Regions from separate parts of the Mus musculus genome. Here regions 1, 2, 3, 4 and 5 are each linked to region 6. Evidence: chromatin loops called from intact Hi-C (ENCODE). Cell type or tissue: gastrocnemius. All regions are shown on one strand. Region 1 has its middle 3.8 kb from the start of Gm40948. Region 2 has its middle 59 kb from the start of Gm40948. Region 3 has its middle 22 kb from the start of Gadd45g. Region 4 has its middle 8.1 kb from the start of Gm33041. Region 5 holds the start of Gadd45g (growth arrest and DNA-damage-inducible 45 gamma). Region 6 has its middle 110 kb from the start of Gm40948.

The links. Peaks named below come from ENCODE experiments on the same cell type or tissue, not always from the same donor. Only the 100,000 strongest peaks of a DNase experiment are listed, where the experiment ranks them.
Region 1: it touches region 6 in a loop (2.2-fold over the local background); 7 of 42 quality-filtered maps call a loop at or near these places.
Region 2: a loop joins it to region 6, with 2.0 times the contacts of the local background. A loop is called at or near these places in 3 of 42 quality-filtered maps.
Region 3: it touches region 6 in a loop (8-fold over the local background); 6 of 42 quality-filtered maps call a loop at or near these places.
Region 4: it touches region 6 in a loop (6-fold over the local background); 7 of 42 quality-filtered maps call a loop at or near these places.
Region 5: it touches region 6 in a loop (2.5-fold over the local background); 25 of 42 quality-filtered maps call a loop at or near these places.

Annotation. Positions count from the first base shown.
Region 1 is chr13:52,077,810-52,081,809 of GRCm38, reverse strand. No RefSeq gene overlaps it. Among named protein-coding and RNA genes, the nearest start is that of Gm40948, 3.8 kb to the left of the region's middle. In gastrocnemius, no CTCF peak of the experiment used is centred here; a DNase peak (open chromatin) is centred at 1,686; H3K4me3 peaks cover 806 bases; H3K27ac peaks cover 2,281 bases.
Region 2 is chr13:52,022,417-52,026,416 of GRCm38, reverse strand. No RefSeq gene overlaps it. Among named protein-coding and RNA genes, the nearest start is that of Gm40948, 59 kb to the left of the region's middle. In gastrocnemius, no CTCF peak of the experiment used is centred here; DNase peaks (open chromatin) are centred at 726, 1,370 and 1,932; H3K4me3 peaks cover 1,058 bases; H3K27ac peaks cover 1,732 bases.
Region 3 is chr13:51,866,669-51,870,668 of GRCm38, reverse strand. No RefSeq gene overlaps it. Among named protein-coding and RNA genes, the nearest start is that of Gadd45g, 22 kb to the right of the region's middle. In gastrocnemius, no CTCF peak of the experiment used is centred here; a DNase peak (open chromatin) is centred at 1,910; H3K4me3 peaks cover 1,755 bases; H3K27ac peaks cover 3,834 bases.
Region 4 is chr13:52,212,769-52,216,768 of GRCm38, reverse strand. No RefSeq gene overlaps it. Among named protein-coding and RNA genes, the nearest start is that of Gm33041, 8.1 kb to the left of the region's middle. In gastrocnemius, no CTCF peak of the experiment used is centred here; a DNase peak (open chromatin) is centred at 1,745.
Region 5 is chr13:51,843,264-51,847,263 of GRCm38, reverse strand. Gadd45g (growth arrest and DNA-damage-inducible 45 gamma) reads right to left here and starts at 589. Exons shown (of 4, transcript NM_011817.2): 1 at 432-589. The coding sequence starts at 484. In gastrocnemius, CTCF peaks have their summits at 604, 1,609 (motif pointing left) and 2,419; DNase peaks (open chromatin) are centred at 1,242, 1,539, 1,989, 2,419 and 1 more place; H3K4me3 peaks cover 2,316 bases; H3K27ac peaks cover 2,341 bases.
Region 6 is chr13:51,974,420-51,978,419 of GRCm38, reverse strand. No RefSeq gene overlaps it. Among named protein-coding and RNA genes, the nearest start is that of Gm40948, 110 kb to the left of the region's middle. In gastrocnemius, CTCF peaks have their summits at 434 (motif pointing left), 1,044 (motif pointing left) and 2,468; DNase peaks (open chromatin) are centred at 1,877, 2,446, 2,936, 3,276 and 2 more places; H3K4me3 peaks cover 350 bases; H3K27ac peaks cover 2,877 bases.

The DNA.
Region 1 (4,000 bases), 100 kb before region 6:
ATGTGTGCAGGTCTATTAGATCCAGAAGAGGCCATTGGCTCCCCTATAACAGGAAGAATTGTAAGTGGTTGGTTGTAAGCCACCTGAGCTGGGTGCTGGCCACTGAATTCAGGTTCACTGCAAAAATTGTAAATGCCCTTAACCACTGAAACAGTTCTCTAGGCCCCAATTCTAGAAACTACCATGTAATCTTCTCAACCCTCAGCGGATCTGGAGTAACTGAAATCACAAAGGAAAGCCACTGTCCTTAGAAAGAAGAGAAGGAAAGAGCACGAAGCATACGTGACCTGTTACTGTGTGTAATGAGACAAGTGAACACTGCAGGGGCCTTACCCACTCAAGGCATAGATAGCAGATCGTGTGTTGCATGAGAGCAAGATTGAAATATGAGAGGGGAACTTGAAAGAGATGGAGAGGAGTGTGTGCCACAATTTGATGAAAAGAATATCTTATTTGCACACGGGTGTTCTGGGGATTAAATTTGGGTCCTTGTGTTTGCACCGCAAACACTTTAACCAACTGGGCTATCTCACTCCAGCCTAAGAACGAGTATCTTCAAATACAAAGAAAGAGAAGTTGACCCATGACTGTTATGAAGAGGTAAGGTCATGAGTGGCCAGCAGAGCAGGCCTTCTGAGACATTGTCTCTAGGTGGGCCTGGGGACGGGGGAGGTCAGGGAGAGTGGCCCTTCTGTGTTCAGTCCTTACTTTCCTTCTGCACGCTTCAAGTCTGTACATCTAGTAACTTCACTGAGATAGGAAAGAAAGACAGGATAATGGCTCTGAAACCTGGTATCCTGAGAGTGGGTTGTTGTTGTGGGCCTAGACCAGCCCCAGGTCCTTCAGGGCTACCCAGATCCCTTGCCCAGAGGGTCACTGTAGAAGCAGAACCATGAGCATGCTCCCGAGAATCAGAGGGACCCAGGCTGGAAAACTGGTTCTCATTTCCTTGGTGTGGAAGAGCGAGCAAACCTATGCTTGTAGAAGCTCCGTGCTCACCCCATGCAACAAACAGCCACAGCCAAGGAAACACAAGTACAGGTTCTGGCTCACAGGACCCTCTGAATACTGAGCAGATATGAAACCTAGGAACAGGGGTGAGAGAGGCCCAGGAGCCTGCAGAGCAGAGGAAAGGGTGGGTAAGCACATTTAATAAGTGCTCCATCAAATCCCATCAATTTTTCCAAAAGTTCCAGCTGGGTGAAATGGAAGAAAACAATGGTTAAGTTCTCTCTCTCTCTCTCTCTCTCTCTCTCTCTCTCTCTTTCTCTCTCTCTCTTTCACACACACACACACACACACACACACACACACACCCCTCTGTAGATTTGTGCAGATAGACTACCCTTCTGATAGTTACATGATGAAACTGATGCCCTTCTTGAGATGTCTTCAACTCTGCTCTGAAGATTGCTTGGGGTACATATCTAAAGGAGAGGAGCCTGAGAAGTGTTTTCTAGCTTGACCATTAAAATTCATCCCACCAAGGTGAAGAGAGCCACACCATCTCCTTAGTTTAACCCTGCCTTGGGCCCTGCCACGGTGGGAAACAAGCTCTGGTTCTGCCCGAAGTGGTCTGGGGATCCTAAGTACATTCCGTAGATGCTTCTGCCCCAGCCCCTTCCAGGTGGACAAGCTCATCTTCCAGGAGCAAGCTGTGAGAACAGCAGCTAAGTTTAGCCGCCAGCTCTGTGGATGTGCAAGGCTTCTATTATTAAACCGGCATGGGATAAATATTTCCGCCGTGACACACAACTGCTCCTGGCATGCAGGAACTCCTGTCCCTAGATCCATCCCAAAAAGGGAAGCTCGCAGAGATCTAAAACTGGGCTACGGGAATCCCAAAGAATGCAAGGCTTGGAAAGTATCCAGCTCGTATTTGAAATGCTTCTCCCATGAGGTGCAGAAAAGGAACATCGGACTCTGAAACGCAGGATACTGCGACCACAAAGACACATGGGGGCTGCTGCCTGCACAGTTCTCTTGTGGTTCACTGGCCCCGGCATGGTTGCAGGCTGCATTCCCAGCTCAATTCCACACAGCTGTACTCAGAGAAGCAAACACACTTGCAGTTTCAGCTGTCCAAAGTGCCAGAATCCCTACCTCAGAAACTCCAGCTCGCTTTGAGACACAAGATAGATTTCTCTGTGCCTGGAAGACTAACTAGATACTTCAGGAAGTAAAGAATAGCCTGGAAACCCAGGAGTGTGAAGCGACATGGGAGCTGATAACTGTCACTCTGACCCAAGCACCGGGTTCAGGTCGTGACATCACAACTCAACGACTTGAGTGAGGATGGTCGCTGATTTTCTTTCCCCCTTGTTTCTTTGCTGATGACAAATATGTATTGCCTGCTGCATGTCAGTCACAGTTCTAGATGACAGGCACTTGACCAGATGAAGGAAGTAAGAAGTAAGGGAAATAGTCTAAAGGGGAAAAAGAACCCTAACCAAGCTCAGCGTAAGGATAGTGCTCTGTCCAGGAGTGGTGAATGCCTCAGAGGACAGTAGAGCAGGCTGGGTGGAGAGAGATTTCTGAGAAGATATCTGGGCATGGACCGCAGAGCAAGAGAGACAGGCGGTTTACAAGCTCAGGAATGATGGAGAATTATCCTCATGTTATGAGAAGCAGAAGGCTTTAGGTGAGGACTGGAATCGGAGGTGAGATGTGATGTAGCAGGGAGAGGCTGGGCTGTCCCAGCCTAACCATCTAGGCCTGGTTGGGATGTGTGATATCCTGGGGCTTGGTTTAAATGCAATGACCAAGCAACACAGGAGTTACTGTGCTCCCCCATTTCTACCTCACTGCTGTGGTCAAATCACTGACAAAACACAACTCAAAGGAGGAAGGCTCTATTTCAGCTGCTGGTTTGAGGAATTTTTTGATCATTGTTCTAGGGGGGAAGAAGAGTTTGTCAGGAGAGGCAGGGGGCCGTTTGCTCCTATCTTGATAGACCAGGAAACAGAGACAGGGCAGGAAGTGGAACTGGTCTGTAAAACCCCAGGGCCCACCCAGAGCGACTCACTTCCTTGAAAGAGGCTCCACCTTCAAAAGGTCCCACAACCTCCCCCAAACAGAACCACCAGCTGGGGACCACGTGTCCAAGACACATGTGCCCGTGGGAAACATTTCATATTCCAACCACAGCACCATCCTACACCACTAGTTTATTAAAGGCTGGTCAGATGTCACAAACCAGCTTAATAATGCATCGATACAGTTACAGGCATAAGGTTTGAAGGCAACGTTTCCTGGGGAACCTTCTGAATTGCTGTCACCAATCTGTAGTCATTAGGACTGGACAGATGGCTTAGAGCACTGGATGTCCAGTCATGGGAACCAGCATTGGGACCCCAGCCCCCATGTAACAAGGTTGGCAAACATTTGTAACTCCAGCTCTGAGGGATGCAATGCCTTCTTTCTTCTGGCCTCTGCACATGTACATGTCACACACACATGCATGCACATAGGTTCACACAGATACGGACACCACACACAGAAATAAATAAATTCTTCTAAAAAAAATGTAGTCATTAAGAAAGAACCAGGAAAATTGACTGTGCTCTCTGCACAGGCACAGCATTGACAGAAGAAAAAAACCTGGGGTAGAACCAGGGTGTCAAACAATTGTCTGTTTTCCCCTTTCTTATAATGTAGGATGTGTCAGTGGTCAAAACACCTATGCATAGCAACCGCATGGACTTTTGGGTGTGCCAAGAAGCCAAGTATTATCAGACATCCCAGTCCCATGGCCGGAAGACAGCTGACCATGGAGTGGAAGCCACCTCCAAACCGGCCTCTGTGTCCACTCGTGATCGTATGATCAGAATCTGGGGTATTTGTTGGCACAGACAAGGGGATGCAAGAGTCTGGATCTGCAGATGCTCTTACAAGGAAATCGGCTCCCTCACACGTTACACAGATACTGCAGGCTCCTCCCCTCTCAAGTTGGCATTCCTCCTGTATCTGCTGCTCAGAGTGTAGGAAATCACACCCTGGA
Region 2 (4,000 bases), 48 kb before region 6:
AAGATTAGCTATTCCGTGGCTCTGAATTTGTCACCTTCTGTCAACCCCGTTTATACTCATGGGTCAGGAATTCAGTCGCACAAAAGTGGCTTCTGATTCCTCGAAAGATGGCTGTTGGGGTCCCATAAAAGGCACACATTGGCCCTCTCCACCACAGCATATCCCGACAGCCTCAAAGATGCTGTGTAGCTATGGTGATGGAGCAGCCTTCCCTACTTTCAGAGGACATAGAAATGCATCTCCACAGAATGACTGTCTTTAAGAAACGATCTCCCACAGTGATGGACAAGCAGGATCCAGTGCCCCGCCCACCAACACAGCCCTGTCCACCAACACAGCTTAACTGCAGTACTTGTCTGTCTCTTCTTGCTTTCTCTCCCATGGCCACTCTTAAGTGAAGGTCACACTCTTGAGATGACCCTGCCCAGGAAAGAACATCTCCCCTCTGCAATCTCCTGAGGTTGCTTTCATGTTTTCTGTAAGATTCACATCCAGATTCTTTTAAAGGGAGAGAATTCACTCATGCTTTCAAGGTGGCCTCTGAATTATTGCTGAATACCCTCTCTGCTAACAGCTGCTGGCAGTATGATAGGATTCCTTCTCGGGGCATGCAGTAGGCAATTGCTAGCATATTGCTTCACCATGCACAAAGTCTATCCTGTGGAGATGCCCATCAACTGTCCAGCTGCCTGCTTTGCAAGTCCCTGCCATATGGCATTCCGCCCTGGGTAACTGACTCTACAGTCATACCATGTGGCCAAAGCCACTCCCCTGGACCACACTCAGTCTGGCCAGACACTCCAACAGTCACTGTGCTGGCAGGCTGTGCATCAGGTGCGTGGTCCGCAGTGATCTCAGCCTGAGCCACCCCTATGTGAGGTCCCATGCATGACAAGTGTGGCTCAGCAGTTCCCCGAGCACCAGGCCCAGGTGACGAGGCTTTTCTGTCTACCCACTAATTGCCATTTTCTCTGAGCTCTGTCTGGCCGCAACTCCAAAATTCCATTCTAACAGACTGCATCGTGTCCCCAAGCAAGGAGTCATCCCTCACTGTCTGCAGTGTTTGAGATCGGGTAACACAGACACATAGATCAAGGCTCTTCACAGTCCTCTGTAAGTGGTGAGGTCAGAGCCTGCTGCTCGGCTGCTGGTCCGTGGACCTTTGTATTGTGTGGTGTAGACAGCCACAGGTGGTGCATGGGACGAGACTCTGGGCTAGCAAATGCTCACAAGATTTTCCTTTCCTGGGTCTTCAGAAGTCTGCAAGACCCAAGGCTGACAGCACAAGCCCAAGAAACGATGGATGACTTCTTCCTGGCTGATTTCTACTTGCCTCAGAGAGCCCCACGTGGGCTGTGGGGCCGCCGGCTGTGGGGCTGCCGGCTGCGGGAACCACCCAGCAAGCATTAATCAGCGCTGCAGATTGCCCTCCAAGGACACACTGTACTACAAGGAGAGAGCTTTGAACTTCAGCTGCCACAGCTGGGGGGAACTTGATAGTGGGAAGTAATAAAGAGCCATCGGAGGGAGGTCGTTGGCTGAGGGTAGGGGTGCTCCCTGGGAGACGGAAACGGAAACGGAAGCACCGGCATCTAGCCATTTTTGTTTTGTTTGTTTTGTTTCTGCCTGCATCACCAGCTTTTTAGATGGGCAGAAAGCAGAGATCTGAGGACAGGAATCCAGGCCCAGACTATATAGTAAAGAAAGCACTCTGCTCCACAGAGGACTTTGAGCCATGACAGGCTGCTCTCTCTCGGGAAGGGGCACTCTACTCTGAGGGACACTCTACTCAGAAAGGGGCCTTCTGAGGCTGGACAGCAAGGAGGGAACTTGTGGAATTCCCAAGGTTCACCTGACTCAGCTCCTTGGAGAGGCCTCCGAGGGAACAAGTCATTGAATTGAAGCCTGTGGTCTGCTGAGCTCTTGGAGGCTTTGGGCCAGCTGGCACTCTGCATTGTGGGTGTGGCCTTCACAAAGCCATGTCTTCCTAAGTGCTAGGGCAGGGGCAAACAGCAGCAAGCCCTGCCTTCCTCTTTCCCCAAAAGTAGTCCATAAAGAGATAAGGCAAAGCAAAGGTGGGTGAAGAAGTTCTGGGGCCGAGAAGGGCAGCCCACACAGGAAGGCAGCTCTGCAGGAAGAAAGGAGACTCTAGTAGGTACGGTCATCTCCGTGATGAACTGAGAAACAAGTAATACAAGTTCCTGGCCCTAAACACCAGCAACTCACAGAAGCCTCTGGGACATCTCTGTGTATTTATTATCAATATGAACCTTTTGAACCTTGACAGACTCAAAGTAAGTCTACAAGAGCTATTTTAAAGGACACACTATGTGACCGCAACCCCTCATACAAGGTGTGTCTTCTTAGTCAGGATCCCACGACATCTGGGTCAACGAAGAACATGCCAAGGACCTAGGGAGACGGCTCAGTCAGTAAAGTCCCTACCTCACAAGCGTAAGGCTCTGGGTTTGGTGCTCAGATGCTATGTAGAAAGCAGGGCTTGGTGGTCCATGCCTATAATCCCACCACCAAGAAGGCTGAGACAGATGAGTCCCTGAGGTTCGCTGAACAACCAGATTAGCCTAACAGGGAAGTTCCAGGTCTATCAGAGATCCCTGGGAGACGGAAAGGGAAGCGCTGGCATCTAGTCCTCAAAAGTGGAGGAATGACACCCAAGGTTGACCTCTAGCCTCTGTGTGTACTCATGCATGTGTGTACACACATGCACACAAACACACACACACACACACACACCAGAGAGGCGTTGGCTTCATGGGCATTCAGCAAAGGATTTATGCTTTAAAGGTGCCTCTGTTTCAGATGCCAGTTTGGAACTCAGGGCTCCTCAGGCCACCTGCACTTGTGACAAGCTGACTGCAAGGTCAAGTTCTTACACTGTCCCCAGCCTGGTCATGACACAAAATGCAGGGAGCACCGTGCAACCCTCATAGTCTGTCATGCAGGGCACAACCCAAATGAAGTCTCAGAGTCTCAGAGCGTGTTGCAGGAAATATTAAAGAAAAGAACCTGCCAACTCTCTGGGGCTGGCCCCCACACCAGATGATCACACTCGGTCGCACTTGCATGGTCTCTTGGCCCACCAACTCTCTGGCCCTGCAAGGTCACAGGGCTTCTGCCAGGCCAGTTCTAGGATGGGTGTGTGTGTGTGTGTGTGTGCATGTTCCTCTCGCTTCCATGCATTGCCCCACACACCCCTGGTTAGCCATCTCAATACCTAATTACCCAGTAGATTTAAGACTCTTAAGCTTATAGTTAAACAATTAGATTTATGTACTAATAATATCACATTTTACAAGATACCAATACAATAATTTCAGAGCCAGTTGGTAATGCTAAAACTTGTAACTCAATTATTCTAACCTTTAGATAACACCATGTCAGCCTCCATTCTCATTCTTCTCCCTCCTCCCTCCTGGGACCTCTCTCTCTGTCTCCCCAACTTCTAGCTCCACCTCCCTTTTCCTGTCCAATCACAGGCCTGCCACCGCCCTAATGTGATTGGACAGAGAAAACCCTGCAACAAGAAAGTCTCAAATATGAACCCTCTGGGCCACTGGGATTTGTCACCTTCCTAGGTGACCAACCCAGGAAGCTAACCTAAGTGCCCTATGTCCAATTTCCCCTGGAATCTCACATGAACCCATAGTTAACTGGATCAATGGCTGTGTTGAACACATCTCTACCCACCCCACCCCCTTCTATCCTCTTGCATAATCCCCAAGGGCAGACTGAGAACCTCAATGTTCTAACTTTCAACCACCATGTTGAAAACATTCTGGCATGTCTGTTCCTTTTCTTCTCATCAGAAGCTGACCCTGCCACCGTGTTTGCGAGCCTCCAGAACCACGAGCCAATATCAGCCTTTTCACTTACAAATTACCCAACCTGGAGCATTGTTTTACAGCACCGGAACACTAAGTGACGAATAGGGAATCTACAGTTGTTCAGTTCTGATCACACACACACACACACACACATT
Region 3 (4,000 bases), 110 kb after region 6:
TCGCAACAATGGAAACCATAACTAAGACAGTGACCATCCAGCCCCTCTCAGCTAAAATGAATATAAGTTAAACCCCCATGGGTTGTGTCCACCTCAAAGTTGACTCTATGTTCCCTAGAAGAATGTGGCCACTGGACATGGTTGTTGGGTTGTCTTTCTCCAACAATATCCACATGCAACCACAGGGGAGCTCACACATTGGCCCTTAAGCATCCCTGAGCCCCTCCACTCCTAGACAATAGCCACCAATAGACTTGCATCTTTCCCAAGGATATCTTCTCACCCACCCCAGTTCCTGCACTGTCCAGCCCAGGCACCCAGCATACAGAAATCTCCCAAATAAATGTCTGAAGCAGAATCAGCTCATGTGGCTAAGGGGAAATTGAGCACAAACAGAATGTTTTTTCAGAATGTTCCATGGAGACCTACAGGGCTTCCAGGTACCATAAGGAGAAAGCCCTTGGAGAACCCTGAAAGAGCATAGCCCCCTGGCTCCCTATGCTAAGATCACCAGTAAGTCCATATGCTCCAGGTCTGTGTCCAAGCCTCTACCCCTTCCCTGCCCTATTTGAGCACTAAGGGCTCTGCACAGTGAGTGGGGGAGGGGACAGGTGGATCCATACTTTTCATACTGGGAATACTGTCCAGTGTCTGGAAGAAATAAATGGGACTTCTACACTGACTTTTTGAGTGTTCTTGCTTCTCTCATAAACATACTGGGGCACATCTTGTTCCTTTTGAGTCTGGGAGGAACATGTCACTGGCCCTGCCCACAGGGGTTTAGAGCCCCTTAGGAAGAAATGTCAACGGAACCAGTAAGAACCAATATACACCTGTCTGTACACCTGTCTGAAGACCTCAGGAACTCGGAGAGGAGCAAGAAGTGGGGTCAGGGTGAAATGGAGACTTTCTTCCTAATAGACTAGAGACAGATAAATTCAGAATTTCAAATGTGTGTGTCTCAGAAACCATGTATAAGGTGCCTGACTCCTCACCCTGAGCAGAGAATCCTGGGGGCAAACCCAGAGCCGGGATATCCTAGCACTCTGTGTTTTCTCAGCTCTACCCTTCTAAGTCAGGCCCAATGTCCTACATGGCAAAGCCAAATCCCCCAGCAGAGGTCCCAAACAAGCTAACTACAGCCCTATACCTAAGGCTACCGGCAAACACCTTTTATTTTATATTTTGGATGGTAGGCAGGCCCTCAGAGAGCGGGGAGCAGGTAGTTAGTTAGGCAGGGCGGCCTGCAATGCACTTTGGACTAACAGGATCTGGCTGCATAATTAATCCAAGGAGAAAAGACATCCCCTCTGAGAAACAAAGACTCCCAGGACTTCTGACGCCAGGTACGCTGCTCAGGAGAGCCTACGAACTGCCTGATCATCAAGTCATACGGTCAGCAGTCACCTCATCCACACTGGGACAGCCTGGGTTCATTCCCCTCCCGGGCTTGTGCTCTGCGCAGAGCCTCACCGTGCCAGAGATGAGTGTGAAAGAGCTCAGAGGATTAAGGACTTCATTTGGCTTTTTTTTTTCTTTTTTGCACCTTGTCAAACATCCCAGCCCACAGCCAGGAAGACCCCCCCCCCACCTCACCCCCGCCTCACACCCTCATAACTCCTCGAGCTGGTTGGAAAGAACAGAAAGGCAGACAGGTGTCCATCTCGTGCGCCAAGAGAGCGAGCAGGAGAAAGGGCTGCAAGCTGTGTTTATGGGGCGGCAGGAGAATAAGAGTAAACTTCAACCAGGCACCAAGATAAAAATAACAGCAGTACAGGAGGTCCTGCCAAAAGGAGGCTGTGCTCCCGAGTTCTAATCGCTTGGGAGCCTGGGCTTGAGACCTAGTCTGAGGACACGGTGGTGCCCGAGGGGAGCTGGCACCCTCCTGGCTGATTCTTTCTCTGCCTCTGATCAGGCTCCTTGGCTCCTGCTAAGAGGTTCAGCTGGGACACAGGACTCCTGCACACTGCAGCCAGCCTTGTAAACAGTTCCCAGACCAGCTCGAAAGGACCACAGAGCACCATCTGGGAACGGTCCAAGCTGGGAGTCAGCCCCAGCTGTGGGACCTTGAGTCAGTCACCTTGCCCTGGGAGCCTCCTTGGGCAGCCCTTTCTCAGGATGAGTGGGTGTGGGGCCCCTCAACCCTGGCTCCCTGTGCTTCCAAGGAGATTGTTTACAAGGGAGCCAGGGTGTGCGGTTCCTCCCAGGAATCTCCAGCTGCAGTGGTCGGAACATCCCCACCCTGGCCTGGGGACCAGACCAGGCAGAGCAACAGCAACAGCCAATGCCAAGCACAGCTTGGGCCCACGGTGGAAAACTGAGCCTAAGATTGTCCCAGGTGACAACCCCATGTTGTCAATATAGTGGAGGCTCCTTGCTCTGCAGCTTGTGTCCCAGAGTCCTTGGGAGCCCACTTGTAACTAACCAAAACCGGATTTCCACCCATGAGTCTGTCCAGCATCCACTTTGAATCAGAAAGACCCTACAGATATCCCAGTTCGATTAGTGCTCTCTCCTCCTCCTCCTCTTCCTCCTCCTCCTCCTCCTCCTCCTCTTCCTCCTTCTTCTCTCTCTCTCTCTCTCTCTCTCTCTCTCTCCCCCCTCCCCAACTTGCATTTTTATTTTTAAAAGTAATGCTTCACTGGGCATGGTGATGCACTCCTTTAATCCTAGCAGAGGCAGGAGGATTTCTGAGTCCCAGATCAGCCTAGTCTACAGAGTGAGTTCCAGGACAGCCAGGGCTACACAGAGAAACCCTGTCTCGAAACAAACAAACAAACAAACAAAAAAAAAAGTAATGCTTCAACACGTATCAAAAAACATTCATTCCATAAGTAACTCAGTTTGGGAAGCCCAAAGCTGACAGACCTGAGTCTTCGTCCCACTAACTTGTTTTAATTAGATTTTTATTATCTGGGGGAGGAAATATGGAGAGTGTAAAAGGGTTAGGGACACACTCACATGGGAGGTGCAAGTGTAGAAATCAGAGGACAACCTACAGGAGTCCCTCTCTCCCTTCATCACAGGGGTGGCATGTGGGGAGGGGCACTAGACTTGAACTCAGGTCGTCGGGCTTGGTAGCAATCACCTTCACCTACTGAGCCATCTTGTCACCCATACTAGACAGCCCTATGTCATGAGCTCACTTGCTGGGGTTCCCAACAACCCCAGCTGACATTCCTCCCATGAATCTTTCAGAACAGCTATAAAATTTTATTTTAAAATGTTTTCTATGTTAGGTTTAAAATGTTAAGATATTTTTAAATGTTCCTTGTGACAAGAGATGAGGTATAGACAAGCCCAAGATGGCTTGTGGATACCATCTCCCCTAATTGGTGCTGGGGTGGATGGGAAAGATGTAGCAGAGGTTTCCTTGGGAGCCTCTCTGCCTCCGGGACACGTAGGGAACCAAACCATGAGCTCAACCCACCCCCAAATGATGGGTTGACAGCAATCTTTAGATAAGTTACCACCAGGTTTTTGCAGGTGATAGAAACTTGAAACATTGTCTTGCCGAGGAGGGAGATATGTCTATTTGCTTTCCGTTGCCCTAACTGAAGGCCACAGAGTTCAGGACTGGATATAGCTCCCTTGGTAGACTGCTTGTCTGACATGCAGGAAGCCCTTGATTTGCCGTTCCTCCTGCAATCCCAGCCCTTGGAAGATGAATGCAAGCTATTCAGAAGTTCAAGGTCAGTTTTGGCTACAGGTTCAAGTGAGTTCCAGGACAGCCAGGGCTATACAGAGAAACCCTATCTCGAAACAAAAAAAACAAAAAAACAAAAAGCAAAAAGAAGCCACCAAGATTCCAACACAGGGTTTTACTCTGCTGTCTTTATTTAATATTAGTCACCTCCTAAAGCTGCATCTCCGAGCTCCACGGGCAGAGTTTCAGTCTTCTTACTAATTCCTCACAACAGGGACGATACTCCAGCATGCCTTTTCCAGGGGGACAACCCACACTCACACACAGAGGGACAGGAAACCAAGTCTTGCAGTC
Region 4 (4,000 bases), 240 kb before region 6:
CTGGTAATGGGTTGGGCCTCTCACCAGCAAACTGCATTCAGAAGACAGTTCCATTCCTCAGTCTCCCTTTAAAAATATGTGTGTGCAAGAATATGCACATCCCGGGTGGTCAAGCACTCCCCCTTCCAAGTGTGAGGACCTGAATTTGAGATGCAGAACTAATATTTAGAAACAACTTGTGGTGATGTGTGTGCCTGTAACCTCAGCTCTGCAGGGGCTCCTGGCCAGCCAACCTTGCCAAATACTAAGCTTCAGGATCAGCGGCTAAGGTTGTTTCACAATTAAAGGAGCAGAACAACCAGGACAGATACCCAATGTCAAGCTTAGTCTACACACACACACACACACACACACACACACACACACACACACGCACACGCACATCCATATGCATACACACACCCTTACGAAGATACAGCTGTCAGTGTGGTTGTAGGTTTAACATGGGCTATTTAGAGATGTGGGTGTGACCCATCCAAGAACGTTTTATTCTGACAGCAGAATGTCTCACTTCTTGCTAATTGTCTTGAGATATTGGAAGAAGAGGCTGTGGTAGCTTGATGTGCAGAACTGTATGCCCTCTATAGTCATAACCATTCCCACCCCCAAACACTGTGGTGCCAACCCAGCCTGGACATGGCTTCCCAGTATTGTCTCTCATGGCAGCCATGTGCCACCAATGTCCGAGGGTTGGGGATTGGAACCCAGACCAAGGTCAAAGAAAACAAGAGAAGAGGCCAGAAGAGGGTGGCTAAGTGAACAACTTCACATCGGCCAAGTTCAATGTTCCAAATAATCTTCTCACTGACAATGGTCTTATTTCCATTGGCCACAGGATGCTAATCCCCTCCCAAGCTCAGGCCAGTATTGCTCACTACGGATTTCCTTCCCTAACTTCCAGGGCGAAGACCCTCAGCAAGCAACATGCAAGACTGTGCAGACCCTTGGACTATTGCAGGGTCTGTGTATAGTCTACTCATGTCCTCTATGAGTAGAGTGGGGACATGTTCCCCCTGAGCTAGGACAGTAGTTATCTATAAAACCAGAGTCCCCCAGACTCAAAACCCGACAGCTCTGCCGGGTGACAGGGCACCACAGCAGTGATTCAGATGTCGCTTTTACACAATGACCTCAAATCCATACACATTAGGGAAAGATTATGCCATCTGCTCACCATCTGCTAAGGACAAAACAACTCATCTTTAAAGTTGTCCTAGGAATTGGGTCTGCGGTTCCGCCAAGGATCATGGTGCCTTTTAAAGTTTCTGGTCACCTTAACTCGGAATTACAACAACCAAGCCAAAGGTCATTAGACCAGTACCTTGGTGACAAGACACCAAAGCAAAGTGCTGGAGTGATGGCTCACCAATTAAGAGCACTTGCTGCTCTTCCAGAGGACCTGGGTTTGATTCTCGACATCCACAGGAGGGCCACAGATCTGAAACCCCAGTTCTAGGGATATAACACCTTCTTCTTGCCTCTGTGGGAACCAGGCACATATATGGTGCATTGATATATGCATAGTTGAAATACCCATACACATAAAATAAAAGTAAGTTAATGTAAAAGGACATGAAATCATTTTAGCCCAACACATAGAGATGCACTTACAAGAAAGCCTAGTCTCAAAACTACACCAGGATTCCTGGAGGGGACATACTCTGTCACCCACTGAGCTGTCATCCACTGACGTTGGATGAAGGCCCACACTTGGAGGACAACACATGGAACCATATGGATTTCCATTTTCATTTTAAGGAGTCTGCTAAAGACTCTGGCTACAGGACCAGATGTCCCTTGTGAGAAAAACCCAGGGGTCAGAAGAGTTATAGAGGAGGGAGGGATGGATACACAAGGAGACTGGAGAGATAACAGAGATGCTTCCAGAAATGACTCACTCGGGCGCTGGCGGGAATGGAGCTGGGGAACATCTCCACCAGTGTTTTCCTTTTTATGTGTGTGAGTACGTCATCATGGAAGAATCCCACGCTACAAAATAAAGATCACTTCCAACTGTTAAAAATGGACATTAAGGTTGATCAAAACCATGTTTCCTATGGACGAGCAGGGCTGGTTGGTAGCCATGGGTGTTCAGGGATCCGCTGCTCTTCTATTACAGTGATGTGTCTGCCAGTAAATGGACACTTACACTTAATTAAATCAAATAGATAATAGATGAATAATGGATAAATAGGTGATAGATAAATAGATAAGTGATAGATTGTAGATGATAGATAGATAGATAGATAGATAGATAGATAGATAGATAGATAGATAGATAGATACATACATACATACATACATACATGCATGATAGGTACATAGATGATAGATACATTAGATGATAGATAAAATGATTGACTATAGATAGATGATTGGAAGAGATTGATCATAGACTGCTGGTTCATAGGACCTGTGATAGTCACAGGGGGACATCAAACTATTAGCTAGTAAATTTGAAGGAAAAATGAAATGACTCATTTCTCAAGGGAATTAAATTGACAACCTTAGCTGAAGAAACATAAAAGACTGAAAATTATGAAAATTAAAAAGGGAAAAGCCAAGGGAACAAAGGCCATATAAGAAATCTTTTTAAAGCAAGAATTTGAATGCTGGTATCTGAGACTTCTAAAGGGGAAAAATGAACTTATTATTTTCAGAAACTATCATAACTTGGACACAAAAGTTGACAGCTCACCAAAACAAAACCTTGGGCGACATCTACTTACCGTAGGTAGGTACAAAGATCACAAGAACAGAAGCAACGGCAGTCAGAAGACCACAGAGGCTTAGAAACAGTCACATTTCATGATTATCATGGTCTACCACAAAGAAGCCCAAGAAAAATACTCAGTCAAGAAACCCTGCCATCTGGGGAGAAACAGGCAAGTCTATGAAACCAAGCAGCAAGCGGCAGACTGTCAACCTTTGGTACCATATTTTCTGACTTGGGCACTGGACAGTAGGGAGAAGGGAGACAAAGAGTATCACATACACTCTCTGGCCCTGAAGCAAGCACAGAAGACAGTGTTTTAATGTGACAGAATCTGGGCTTTGGTCACTGCGCCGGATTGAGCAATGCAATGTCTAAGGTGAGACTCTTGCTATCATTGAACAGCACAGCAGCCTCAGTTCCTACCCACGATACAAACTAGATGGAGCAGAGGCCCTGTCCCCAAAAGGAGGGACCGCTTCCCTGGGATTTCGCTGAGCCCAGTTTATTCAGTAAGCAGGTTGTCCTAATGTCCTTTCTGTTGCCATAATAAAACACTAACCAGAGGCAACTTAGAGGAAGAAAGGGTTCATTTGGTGTATACGTTCATGTCACCAGTGATGGGAGTCAGGGCAAGACCTTAATTAGGCATTTGAAGCAGATCCCTGGAGGACACTGCTTGCTTGCTCTCTCCTGTTCCCTGGCTCATCTTAGTTATCTTCCTTATACAACCCAGGACCACCCGCTCAGGGAATAGCACCTTCCACAGAGGGTCTTCCATATCTATTAGCAATCAAGACAGTCTCTCACAGACATGGCCAGTCTGTCTGATCCTGGCAACCCCTCAGCTGAGACTCCTCATTCAGGTGACTCTAGGTTGTTCCAAGTTGCCAGCTGCAGCTGACTGTGACACTGGGGAACATGAAGGCTTCATGTTACTGGCCTCTGGTCAGCGTCAGATCAAACAGAGGGAAGCTGAGGGTCCAAGCCTTTAAGAAGTATGGCAAGGGTGTTTTCTGAAGTGCGTGCCCTCTGTCAGTGGCTATGAGCACAGCATCCAAGGCCCACACAGTATCACTGCTCCTGAGTGGGCTGGTCCATGGGTATGGAAGATTCATCCATCAGTTCCAGCAGGCCAGCACTTTAAGGTCATCAGAGCATTCTTTCTCTATAAATCCCTGTGCTGTGGAGCTGCCCATTGCCTGATAGCAAGGCTCAAGGGCGTGGGAGGCAGGGGAGAAGTTACTAGGGGGTTCAACTAGAAGGCTGACATTTCTTAAGCTTTGG
Region 5 (4,000 bases), 130 kb after region 6:
CTTAGCCTAGACCTGCCTGGCGCCAGCATTCCTGCCTCCCAACTCCAACCTGGCGCCCACACACCAGGATCCCCAGTCCCGACCTGGCGCCCACACACCCGGATCCCCAGTCCCGACCTGACGCCCACACCTCTGGCACCCTAGTCATGATCTGGCGCCCTCATTCCCCATCACCCAGTCTCGACCTGGCGCCTGCACTCCCAGTTCCCTACTTCTGATCTGGCGCCCGTATATCAGGCTCCCCAACTACGATCAGGTGCTGGCACCCCAAACTCTAGCTCTAGACACGAATCGAATGCAGTAATTCTGGTCCCGCGCCTCGGCACCTCACAGCCAGACAGTGCACGGCTCCCACCCTGCAAACTTCTATCCTAGAGGACCCTGTAAGACCACTACCAGACAAGGCCAACTCTCGGCACCCCAAAACCCACCTGGCTGTGCTTTCCGGAACTGTATCCTGGCCACGGACTTCTTCCAGAGTCATTGTGCGATCCACGAACAGCAAGTTATCCAAAAGAGTGCGGAGGGAACCCGAGCGCAGGTAAAGATTCCCAGAGTCCGATGCGCGCCCACCACCAGCGAGTGCGCCAGGCTGGGCCGGGAGAGCCCTTTTATAGACAGGCTCGGCGCGCCGCCGCCAGCTGGCGGGAGGCTGCACTCCCATTGGCCAGCGCCCGCTTTCTGATGCAAATGAGGCGGCAGGCCTGCGGCTCGTGCCAGAAGGCCACGTGGGGAGGGGTGCGGGGGATGACACAGCCTCAAATCTGCCGCTTTTGTCAGGGTGTTACCAGGCAGACTGGAGCCTGCAGATTTCATCTCGCCTTTCTTTTTTTGTAAGTCCTTAAAAGGAAAAAGTTTAAAAAAAAAGTACGTTGTTTGCTGATACGATACTGGAATTTGTAGAATGCACACTTGGAGAATGTAAAAGCCCCCTCTTTTTTTTTTTTTTTTTGCTCTTTTTTTTTTTTTTTTTTTTGCGACCTTTCTAATTTTTCCTCAATTTTCAGTTTGAAGTTTATAGGGTTGTTACATCGAAACCGAAACTTAAAGTCAAAGGTTTGCAACTGCAGCTGACATTAGGCCTAGGCTGCCACTAGGGACTCAGGACTCTGCGCCTTTCGGGGTCGCGGCTGCAAGGTCTAAGCCCTCCCATCCCCCACCCCTACCCCTAGCAGATCGCTGTGGGACGCGGGCAGCAGGGACCAGCAGATTGCTGCCGGCACACGCGGCTCGTTTGCATTTCTATACGGGGCACACAAAAGAGGAGGTCTGGCGTGTGGCAGTTCGCGGTGGGGACAATCGACGCTTTCTCTTTCATAGCAACACTGTCCACCTGCCGCCGGTGGGGTGGGCCGAGCCCCGTCGGGAGCCGGGGTCGCGGGGTTGCCCGGCGCGTGGGGGTCGGAGCAGCGTGCCGCTCCCCCGCCACTGGGTGCGCACCTCTTAGGCTTATTCTGACTGCTGGGATTCTGATGCACGCGTGCTAAGCTCGAGAGTGAGCTGTACACCAAGGCTACTGTGCCCCAAACCCCAGAGGTTCCGGGGTTCAGACTCCGGGAACTCGGCTGTTCCACATTGTTTTTCCCAGGGCGCCGCCTACCGGCCGACCTAGAAAAATCCAGATCCTCTCATCCACCCACCAAATATTGCCTCGCGTTGACCTCTCAGGGGGGTTTGAGCTGGGACACCCCAAGCACCGAGAACCCTGTGCTATTATGCGCATCATTTAGAATCAGGGTAACGCCTGCACCGGGCGCCCGGGCCTGGAGACCGAAAGGAGCCTGCCACCCAGGACCAAGAATCCGTTTGTCTTATGAGAATTTGAAATATTTCAACTACTTAAAAATGTTTCTTCAAGAGGTTCTTTTCTGATAACGTAATAAAATTAGAAGTGATCTTGAGAGCTTTCTGAACTTATCGTTTGTCCCGTGGGACCTGCACATCAGGCTTCCAGACTGCTCGCCCGCAGAACACGACACTGTGGGCGTCTGCGTCTCTCTGTGCTAACACAGAAAAGTGTGCTAGGGGACTTCTGGAGATTCTTGAGTGAAGCCTGGGAGACTGGATAGGGCAAAGGGCGTTCATGAAGCTTGCCAGACTGAGGCAAAACTCACACACACCCACACACCCACCCACACACACACACACACACAGACACACACACACACAGACACAGAGAGAGAGAGAGAGAGAGAGAGAGAGAGAGAGAGAAGAGAGAGAGAGAGAGAGAGAGAGAGAGAGAGAGAGAGAGAGAGTGGATTTTCTCCTTTCTACTGGAGCGTTCTCCAGGTGGGTGGTGAATATAGATCATTCAGTGTTAATTTTTGAACTCCTTAAAGGACGTTTTTGCTGCAAGGGGAAGCTGCTTGTTTGCCAACGCCAAAGGCTAGGCGAGGGGCCGGCGTTTTGCGCCTCCCAGAGGCTGCATTGAGAACTGCAGGTGTCGGCCCTGTGGTTCCTCTGCAAGGTCTCTCAGATTCTTAACACCCCTTCCTACTAAAATACGTTTTAAGTGATGGAAACAGGGTTTCTCATCCTGGCTGTCCTGGAACTCACTCTGTAGACCAGGCTGGCCTCGAACTCAAAAATTCACCTGCCTCTGCCTCTGCCTCTGCCTCTGCCTCTGCCTCTGCCTCTGCCTCTGCCTCTGCCTCTGCCTCTGCCTCTGCCTCTGCCTCTGCCTCTGCCTCTGCCTCTGCCTCTGCCTCCCAAGTGCTGGGATAAAAGTCGTGTGCCACCACTGCCCGGCCAGTTTTATTACTTCTTAATTCCCATTGGTTTCAGATCCCAAGGAAACGTCGGAAATAATAATCCATTTGATGTCTTGGCGCACACCCGCTACTTCCACTTATAGCTAGAAAAGTGCTCACTTACCAAGTTGCAGGAAATGACACCCCCCCGCGCACCCCATCCTCCGGCCTGTCCCCCACAGGAAGGTCTGTACAGGTTAGCGCAGGCTTAAGTACTAGCATTTCCAGACCTCGCCCTCAGCCAGTCTGGGTCAGAAGGGATGATTGACAGACCCCGAAGCTAGTCTACTCTGCTGGCATTTTCAAAGTATTCCATTACAGGAAACCCTCCTCTCTGCCTTAAGCTTAGGGCCTCACACAACTTTACCTAGCTAAGTCCTAGTGGTCCCAAAGTCCCCATCTCAATTAGGAAAGAAAGGTTAGGGCCGGGCCCAACGTCACAGGCAGTATTGCTAAACCCCATATTATCCGGTGGCTACACTCTTACTACATCCCTAAACCTTAATAATACAGGGGACAGTGAGTCTACTAAAGCGGAAGTTTCACATATACTTCACTTTTGAAACCCTTTAGAGGTGGGGATATAGCTCGGTAGGTAGAACGGATGCATACAGAGTGTGCATCAAGACCGGCTTTATAAACCATGCATAGTAAGTAGTGCACACTTGGAATCCAAGGATATCCTTGAACTCAACACTAGCACTAGCTGGGTATACCTTGGGCCCTACCTCAAAATCGAATTAAAAGAAATGCATAAAACCTAGAATCCCAGCTACTTGGAAGGCTGAGCAAGGAGGACTCTTATGTCTAAAGGCTAGCCTGGGCCAACCGGAGAGACAGTCCCCAATCCCAGCAAATTCTCTCGGTGAACTTCTCCATGACTTTGTCTGCTAGGAGGGGGTCCTGAGGAAAGCTTGCATCATTTGAAGGAAGATGGAGTCGGTCCCCAGGGCAATAATCTCTGTGAAGCATTCCCTCCACCCTGCATTTGGAGTGTGCACAGAGAATGATCTTAAACAGCAGGCATATGCCTCGAGCCCCCTAAGCCAGCCCCTGGGACAGCTAGACCAAGGCTGCAAGACCAAAGCAGGCTGAGGAGCCCAGCCCCATGCAGGTGGAGTTCCCTGGGCTGTCTTAGGAAAAGCCAAATTCATTGACACTTTTTCAATGAAAAAAAGGAAAATGTGGACTCTTGCCTTCTCTTGGTTAGTTAGCCTTATCAATGCTTTTCAAGACAAGGCAAGTCTTTG
Region 6 (4,000 bases):
CTCAGAACATCCATGGCCCACTCTGGGAAAATATCAAATCCATTTCAGAGATTGGTAAGCCCTGGTGCTTCAGACCACTGGGACCTCAGAGGAACAGGTGAGGGGAAAGGTTGATGTTACGTCAGCTTATCTGAGCTGATAGGTGCCCTGATGTCCGAGAATGCATCGCTTCTGGGTACATGTGGAAAGACATTGCTGGAAAGATGAGTGCTGGAGAAATGAGTACTGGAATCAGTAGAACACCTCAAGACTGCAGGTGCTGACCACCTTCATGGAGGACAAGGGCTGAGGGAGAGGTGCTGTATTTGACCTGAGCTCCCAATTCTGTCTTTAGACTTCGGTGTCCTGGTTCTCAGACCTTCTTGCGGTCCTTACAGAGAACCAGAGTCTGGTTTCCAGCGCCCCCGTCAGGTGGCTCACTACTACTTGTGATTCCAGCTACAAGAAATCTGGCGCCCTCCTCTGGCCTCCGTGGTACCTACACTCATGTTCATAACCACAGTATCAGTTCATAACCACAGTTCAGTATCAGGCCTTCAGTAAGATATGGTATCCATCATCACTACACTGGACATTGACTCTCCAAGTCTCTACTTCCCATAATCCCCTACCCCCCTCCTCTGGTTATCTGTTTGCCTGTCTATACATGTGCATGTTCTCTCTCTCTCTCTCTCTCTCTCTCTCTCTCTCACACACACACACACACACACACACACACACACCAGATGGACAAGACCCACAGTGATGTGTGGGTACTATAGATGAGAATCAGAGTCCCAGAGCACCCACTGAGGGAAGGGGGATTCCAGTGCACCTATTGATATATTAGCTTCCTGTGTCTGTGACTGCAGACAATAAATTGGACCAAGGACACAGAGATGACGTGGTGCTTAAGAGTGACTAGGAGACAGCTCAGCAGTTCAGAGCACTTGCGGTCCTTACAGAGAACCAGAGTCTGGTTTCCAGCGCCCCTGTCAGGTGGCTCACTACTACTTGTGATTCCAGCTACAAGAAATCTGGCGCCCTCCTCTGGCCTCCGTGGTACCTATACTCATGTTCATAACCACAGACACACACCATTTTAAACATAAAATAAGAAGTAGAAAGATAACTTGCTACGAAAGGGAAAGCACCCCTGAGACTAGGGTACAAGTGAGCCAGTGAGCCAAAGGTAAAGCTTGGGCCACAGGGCACCAGACCTTTCTAGGACATTACACAGCTTCTTGCCCATGCTTCGTTTGTGGGTGAAGTATGGGTGAGAAAGGACTTCCATTCTTTTTCTGCAAACTAAGTGTGCTCCATTTGTTGTCTGATGCCAGGTGGGAAAGAGCTTCCTTTGTATGCTAATCTTGATACAGATTTGTTCTACCACCAGGGTTGTGCAGGGCCCTGGCAGCAGCTGCTCCAGCGTGAAGCCTCCCTTCTCCTTCTGGGGCCAGCTACAAGGAAGACTGTTGTGAAAGTGACCTAGAAAAGCCACTTTGACCCAGGTAGGAAAGGCAGGGAGGAGAGGGAAGCTGCTGCAGGCTCTGAGCAAATTGTCAGTCCGCCCTCTGTCCCCTCTAGCAGCAGGAACAAGTCCTGCTGTCACCTTCTCTGTGTCAGCTTTCTGCTAAGGCCTAAGGCAGCCCGTGGCTCCAATATTTAACCCTGCCAGCTGGAGCTCCCCAGTCTTCCTTTCTTCCTTGGCATCTCACTGCTGAAGGCCTGCCCATTCCCAAGACCGACCCTCCCCAGAGTCACTGTCCCCAGACCCCCTTCTCCAATAACCATCAGCGAAACAATAAAAATCCTATTCATGTTGGAGGTGAAGTCAGATTACATCTCAGCCTGCTTGCCTCTAAAACCTGTTTTAATCTAAAGGATCCTTAAGGAGGCTGGCAGCTGGCCAGCAGAGTGACCATGGATGGGGACAGCAAGTAGTCCTCAGGATACTTTAAGGCCTCGCCTTGCACACCAGCCCCACAGCACTGGGTGCCTTTCAATTGGTTCTGAGAGTTCTCGAAGGCCAAAGGCCTGCAGGGCAGGCATGAGGGTCTGTGTCCACAGGAAGGGGGGGGGGGGCAAGCTTCTGCACAGCTGGAGTGTGCTGATAAGAGTCTTACCAGGGCAGGGCGGGTCCCCTGGGTGCATGCATGCTCTCCCTCTGCCTCCTGGCTTCTTCATACTTTGTCCCCTGCCACCACCATAAAGTACAGTGTGACCTGTCACATTCCAGAGCTGTGGCCTGGAGCCACCCAGCCCTTCGTATTGGCAAAGGAAGGGCTGGGCCACACAGCTGCTAAAAATGGCTGCTTCAGCCTTCCTACCCCAAAGAGTACATGCTGACATTCCTGCCATAGTTGAGGAAGGTCCAGCCCTGCTCCAGTTTGTGGCAGCTGCTCCCCAGGGCTCCCCTAGTCTGCAGTAGCTCCGCCCAGGCCTCCCTGCATTCCTCAAACTCCAGTCAGAAGCCTCTGTTTGCAGGAGCTGGGAGCCCACCAGGCAGAGGACGCTCAATGCTCCCTGGTCCCATGAGAGTCGGGGACAGGCATGTCACAGGCATGCCTCCTCCCAAAGAGAGGTAGTAAACCACCAAATGCCAGCCTCACTGCTGAGGTAGAGAAACTGGATCTGAGAATGCCTGTGCCATGCTACCCTTACCCAAAGTCCAGCAGAGTCTGACTCCAGGATTACCATCTCCTGGTTTATGAGTGAGTTATCTTCTGACATCTCACTGCTTTGGAAGGTGAAGAGGCACAGGTTTTTCTTCCTGGGGTGAGCCCGAGAATCAGCACACGCCTCTCCAGACATACCGGTGTGTGGCTTGCTTCCTCCAAGGTCTCTGGGGAGCAGGGAACTCAGCTGGGTCTCCAACCCACGCCCTGGCCCAGCCTTGTGGTAGAACTGGAGTCAGGCGCCATTGAAGCGGAGTTGGCGGCCTTCCCTGGTTGGGAAGAGGGCTTCATTGGGTGAGTCCCACAGACCAGGGTGCCCCTGGGGCTTGTAGACCAGAGCAGAGTTAGGAGCCCCGCCAAGCCTCCTCTCCAACGACACCAAAATTATCCTGTCGCTCCTAGGGCTGTGGTAAACTTTACAAAACTCTTTGAAGTTCAAACTGTGCCTGCCCACAAAAGGGGCTCAGCAGCCAAACTGTCTTACAGGGCAATTAAGATGTTGTCTGCAGGTATCAGGCTGTCTGCAGGGTTTGCTGGCACTCAAGACGGGTCTGCAAGAAGGTCAGGCACAGCCAGGGCAGTGGCCACAGGCCTGGCATAGGGGCCGCAGCTGAAGAAAATGACCCTGGAGGATGCCAGAGCCATTGCTGGGACACACACAGTCTCCTTCCCACCTGCACCTTGGTCTCAGGCCACACACCTGAGCTCCAGTGCTTTGATGGCCTGCCTGCCTTTGTGGGCGGTGTGAGCCTCAGCTCCAGGCAAAGCTGTAAGAGCTGATTCTGTTTGCTTTTTATCAGAGAGCTGAGGAAGGAGTTGAAAGCTGGGGCTCAGGTCTTTCAAATAAAACCTGCGAGACTGGGGAGGGAAGAAGACCACCACAAGTCCTGAAAGAGAGCCAACATGTGTCTGCAGCCTCCAGGGTTCTTGGCTGGGCTGGGCTGGCAGCTAGCTTCATAGTGCACTGGGAACCCTGTTTGGGGGATTGGGCTGTGGCTTCATTGAGATCCAGTCAGGAGCCTAAGTATGAAAACCAAAGTGCGGCCTCTCCTGTTCTGCATCAAAGCTCGGGCTGGCTGCACACTACCTGAGCCTTCTCCACTGAGAGCCCTGTCTGCCTGGGAACTGGCTGCATGAGTGGTGCCCTGGGCTAGGCAGGTTAGGTAGCAATGCTACCAGACGGATGCAAAGGGGGACCCAGAGGAAACTCAAGCAGCTGCAGTGTAGACCAACACACAGACTGACTCACCTCCAAACGGGCACACCTGTAGTTGCAGAAAGAACAGAATAACCCACCAATCCTCAGGAGGAGCACCTGCCCCCCCCCAGCCCCCCACCCCCCC